2 separate regions of the Mus musculus genome follow, and region 1 is linked to region 2. The links are chromatin contacts, found by Hi-C or POLR2A ChIA-PET in ENCODE. All regions are on one chromosome and are shown on one strand. The core of a region is the stretch at or near the end of the contact, and the rest is flanking DNA. Distances in the headings are between cores, read along the strand shown. Region 1 holds the start of Zfp748 (zinc finger protein 748). Region 2 holds the start of Zfp874b (zinc finger protein 874b).

Evidence for each region. A loop is a pair of places that touch in the nucleus more often than their neighbours do. ChIA-PET counts read pairs that join two places held with the same protein, here RNA polymerase II (POLR2A).
Region 1: a loop to region 2 is called in a map of heart, with 1.9 times the contacts of the local background. The contact joins the promoter of Zfp748 here to the promoter of Zfp874b in region 2. A Hi-C loop is called at or near these places in 1 of 37 maps with a recorded cell type or tissue (heart). POLR2A ChIA-PET finds 5 or more read pairs at or near these places in 1 of 5 experiments (embryonic stem cell).

What each region holds. Positions count from the first base shown.
Region 1 is chr13:67,551,840-67,554,539 of GRCm38, reverse strand. Zfp748 (zinc finger protein 748) reads left to right here and starts at 1,388. Exons shown (of 4, transcript NM_001035231.3): 1 at 1,388-1,509. The coding sequence starts at 1,504. It overlaps 9430065F17Rik (RIKEN cDNA 9430065F17 gene), which reads right to left and starts at 1,338. Exons shown (of 5, transcript NR_131100.1): 1 at 1,287-1,338; 2 at 911-966.
Region 2 is chr13:67,482,897-67,485,596 of GRCm38, reverse strand. Zfp874b (zinc finger protein 874b) reads left to right here and starts at 1,344. Exons shown (of 4, transcript NM_001076791.2): 1 at 1,344-1,456. The coding sequence starts at 1,451.

The DNA of each region.
Region 1 (2,700 bases), core at 139-2,638, 69 kb before region 2:
TAGTTGTAAGCTACCACGTGATTGCTGGAATTGACCTCAGGACCTCTGGAAGATCAGTCAGTGCTCTTAACCGCTGAGCCATCTCTCCAACCACCCTCCCCAACCAGTTATTAAAACTCCTTCTTAAACATTTCAGGGAAGAATAAAAAAGGACACAAGTAAGTTTCTTTCTTTCTTTCTTTCTTTCTTTCTTTCTTTCTTTCTTTTTTTTTTTTTTTTTTTTTTTTTTTTTTTTTTTTTTTTTGGTTTTTCGAGACAGGGTTTCTCTGTATAGCCCTGGCTGTCCTGGAACTCACTGTGTAGACCAGGCTGGCCTCCAACTCAGAAATCTGTCTGCCTTTGCCTCCCAAGTGCTGGGATAAAAGGCATGCGCCACCACTGCCCGGCAGGACACAAGTTTCTTATTAAAAAAAAAAAAAAAAAAAAAAGACTTTCCTTCTCAGCTGAGATTTAGCTTCCTTGTGAACCACTGTCCGTCACGAGTCCAGACTCTTCTTTCTAAAAAGGTTTGTTCTTTGGTCTTTGGCATGACCAGTACAGCACTAGATATTTACGAGGAGATAGGAGGTCCCAATGGTGCCAATCTATCTTTATTCATTCATTCATTATTTCTATGTTCCCAGTTAGATTCTCTGAGTTCTTTACAAGTGAATTCTAGAGAGCTGGGCTTTTAATTTTGTTCTATAATTTTAAATCATATCTGTGCACCTTGACCTGTGCACTACACTGTATGGATTCCAATGTTCACACTAAGACTTTTTTTCCAGCTGTGGCAAACTGGTTATTTTATTTAACTACAGGACGAGATTGTCTATTGTAGTGGTGTATTTATAACTAAAGCCTTCTTCATCCCAGGCAAGCAGGGACTTTACCCCTAAGATGCTCAGTAACCCTTTTTTGTAGTTTGTACCTTTTGCCCAGGTTATCCTTGGATTTGGCATCCTTCTGTCTTAAGCTCCTGAGCATCTGCGAAGACACGGAGTGACAAATAGGCTGATTGTAAAATCATCTTAACAGAAAGTGGTCATTTCCATACAATTTTTTGCTGATTTATTTTAAAGTTAAATTGAGTCAACGTGAATTTTACATATGGAATAAACCTCATAATAAGTAGACTTTGAGTTTTAAATCAGTACAGATTGACCAGAAATAATCAGCAAACATTAGAGTCAAAGGCTCGACTCACATTCAAACATCTCCGGTAGTGAACCCGGGATTTTAAAAGCAGCCCGACTCCCTATGGCTGTCCCAGTGCAAAAAATGCTCGCGTTCCCATCCATCCTCACCTGCAGAGGTGAAGAAACACAGGAAACACACACGTCACCAGCCTGTTTTCCTGGCGCCTCGTCGCACAGACTTGTGGGAAGTGTAGTCTTCCGTTGGATCGCTTCACAAGGAGCCATTGTGGAAACGGCACTTCCGCATTGCGACTGCACTAGTGCATTTTCTCTCAAAGTTGGGCGATTCTCTGGTCCTGCTCCGCGCTCGGCTTGCATCGCTGACATGGAGGTTGGTCCAGGGTGTCGCGTACCGCTGCAGGTCGGAGGGACCGAGGGCGGGTCCGGCCCGGAGGCGGCGGAGGAGGGGTGGCCCGGAGGCGGGAAGAACAGACTTGGTGGAGCCCTGCTGACCTAGGCTGGGCCACAGCGTCTGGAAGCCTGCTGGGGCCGGGGAGAGGGCATGCGGTTGGTGCTGGAAGTGAACGCTCTTGTGAGCTCAGAGTAGCTGCCTGGGTCTCTTATAGAGGCTGTATTGGTAAGAAAGGAATTGGGAATATGAAAATCCAGGATTGCTCGGACAGGCGGGTCTGCTCGTAACCTGTACCTGGAAGTGGTGGTGGTGGACTCATACATCTCAGATTGGCTATGGACCCACGCCTTCCCCGCGCTTGTCAGTTTTCTCAGGACACCTAGACCAAGTGGAGATCTGGCCCCTCCTGTACTTTATAGCCGGCCTAATACTTTTAGTTTGTATTGATAGAAGTTCATAGAGTTACTAGTTTCCAAGGACGGAGAGTTTTGCGAGAGAGATTGATGCATGGGATGTTAATCCCATTTTCATTGGAACAGAGATTTATGGACTGCCGTTTTAAATAGGAATACTTAATGATCACTGCTGTGACCTGAATCCTCAGACTAACACCCCCATGCAGAGCTAGAATGATCCCCTAAAGGAAAAGATTCTAGCTTTGCAAAACAAGAAATTACTGATCCTGCACTGTACTGGAGAAGAATAACTCATCCAATTCCATTGGGAATTATGATGCCATTAGTTTGTGGGAGATGAGTTGGCTAGAGGCTACAAGGGTGTCTAGGGATTGACTGTAAGGGGACAGAGGTGCTTGAGTTTCTCTGGGAAAGAGAAATAGTCCTGCCTACCTGACCGGATGCTTACAGTGCTCTCTGATCGATCCCATGGTTTTCTCCCGTCGTTGTCCACTGCATACTGTGTCTAAAACTGTCACTAGTTGTGGGATCTGTGTTCCACGAGTGCCCTTAAACAGTTCGTCCGGAACCGTTTCTCCCAAGTTTTTATACTGGGTCAAAAGAGTAAGAGATGACTTTAAGAGCTATGGTTCACTCGGGATCCTGTAGTTTTTTCACAGTGGGCTGCTCACATAGTCTTTTGTTTGTACAAGTGAAAATATGAGGGAAGGAATTACTCATTTTAGAAACTCACATATAGTGACGTTGTTGTATT
Region 2 (2,700 bases), core at 95-2,594:
ATAAACCTAGATTGGCAGAACTATACTAACTTATCCCCAGCTAGGAGACCGTTGGTTATCTGCAGTTTCTCCTGGTCACGTGGTTCAGCTCCATCTTAGCTGCTGCTTCCTCCTCTCCTGTCATCTCTCCCTCCCCATCTCTCGCTCTCCAAGATCTCCTCTCTCACCTTTCCTCTCCACGGCCCAATCACAGGCTTTTGCTTTTATTGACCAGTAAATGGGGAGAAGATTCACAGGAGAGCACCTGAGTACTTGATCCACCACTCTCCCGGGGGCCACCCCTCTTGAGGATGCAGAATTAACATGAAAATTCAAACAACATCAGGACAACCCACAACACTTACATAAGCTAAAGGTTGAAAATATGGACAAAGGATCTGCGATGGATCTGGGCGATCTTTACTGATAAACAACAGAGAGGAGGACTTTAAAATTGTTCGATACTCCGGAGGCAGAGGCAGGCAGATTTCTGAGTTTGAGGCCAGCCTGGTCTACAAAGTGAGTTCCAGGACAGCCAGGTCTAAACAGAGAAACCCTGTCTCGAAAAATCTAAATAAATAAATAAAATTGTTCGATGATTTAGTCTGTTTCTCTTGACTAACCTCCGACACGAATGGATTCCAATATTCACATGAAAACGATTTCCTGCAGTGGCTTGTGATCTGTGTACGGCTTGTAGTTGATTTCTAGAAGAGCCATTGCACAGGGCATCCAGAGTGATGGCGCTTAAGCCTTGTGGTGATCTCCTGTAAATAATCCGTGATTGTTACCTAAAATCCATGGCATTGTCTTCTTTGGGAATATCAAAAGCTTAGCATAACCTCAGTTATAAAACAATCCTGGTAAACCCGACACATTGGCTGTCAGTCCATCAGAAGCTGATTCCCCGGCGGCTTTTGCTAAAGCTTATCACATCCTGGAGTGTCTCTATCTCTTACCATCTTGGTAACTCAGTACACTGACAAATATTCACACAGGGTGTCAATACAGGAGAACGCGGCTCACTTAAGTATGTGCAGTACTGGGTATTAAGCCAAAGCCTTGAGGCAGTTTCCTCAAATAGCTGTAAATTTCACCGGAAATGAAGAAATTAAGAACTTTGCCAAGAAAATCCTCTGCCCCTTTAAGCTGGACCACAGAAACTGAGGAATGCACTCGGCTCGTTAGAACTGGGCTCAGTTCGTGGCCTCCATGCTTCTTAACTAGGCGACACTAACTAGGTGACAGACATCAATGCAGAAATCCAGGACCATTTTGTAGTACAACTCACTCTCCTAAGACTCCTGCAACGCCATCGCACAGACTTGTGGGAAATGTAGTCTGTAGCACGGTGACGTCACAGATCGGTACTTTGGTAAACAAGAGTTCAGCTTTTGGTAAGCATGTGCGGCTCTTATCCAAAGCTGGGCCAGACTCTGGTCCTGCTGTGCTCTCCCGTTGGATCTCTGACATGGAGGTTGGTCCAGGGTTCAGTCACCCCAGGGTCTGTGCGGGGTGCATAGGTCCGGAGGGAACAGGGACCGGGTGGAATGGAAGCTGGGAGGAGCTGATTTGGAGGAGCTTTCTGGACAGGGCTGGTGAGAGGGCGCTGCGGGGGTTAGTGGGACTGACCTCTGTTTAGACCGACAGAATTCAAGGAATGGAGAAGCTTGTAAGTTCAAGGATTGCCTAGGCAATGTTGGCTGGGTGAAGGTCTTTGCCTGGTCATGGTGATTCTGGGCGTTCACTTTCCAGCTTTCTGGTGGAAGTATTAGCTGGGTCACTCTCACGTGGATGTTACTGGATCGCTCAGTATGTTTAGATAAGAGGAGATCTGGTCCTTTCTGTACTTTATGGCTGTCTGTTACGGAGTTCAGGACCACTGAGAAAGATCACCAAATAAAACTAGGAATTAAAAGGTAAAAAACAAACCAACGAAACAAAACTGCTTTATTTAGAGCCACAATCTCCTTTGCCAGTTTGAGAACTGCTGCAAAAGGGTAGACAGGGGTTGGAATTCTTTAAGTCACAAAACACAGTTGTCTCAACTTGGGATGGTCTGCTTCATAAGGCATTATATTTTTTGTTTGTTTTCTGAGCAAGCACAGCTAAGAGAGATTAAAAAAAGCAGAATGCATGTCCGGTTACTATTGTTTGCTGTTTGTTTTTGTTGCTGTGTTGTACAACGCTCAGTTGGAAATGGAGCTAGTCTTTAATTCATCGCACATGCAGTTATTCTTGTCTTGCTTTGAGGTGACAGAACTTGCTAGGTTCCAGGGTCAGAGTCCTGAAGGGAGCATTGGTGTACGTGATATTTATCCCACTTTCTTTGAAATGAATTGTGGATTTAAAGAAGATTCACTTGGAATAGGAATCCCTCATGGAGGCTGTTCAGTTCCTCACTTGAAAGTAGCTTGACACCCATGTTTGCTAAAAGGATATTGAGCTGTTTCTCTTTTTTTTTTTTTTTTTTTTTTTGGTTTTTTCGAGACAGGGTTTCTCTGTATAGCCCTGGCTGTCCTGGAGCTCACTTTGTAGACCAGGCTGGCCTCGAACTCAGAAATCCGCCTGCCTCTGCCTCCCGAGTGCTGGGATTAAAGCCGTGCGCCACCACGCCCGGCTTGAGCTGTTTCTCAATGGAGGATTAATTAAAATCTTCCTAAGAAAGACAGATTTTAAAAAATTGCCTCCAGGGTTAGGAACCTTAGAGGTTGTAAAGCA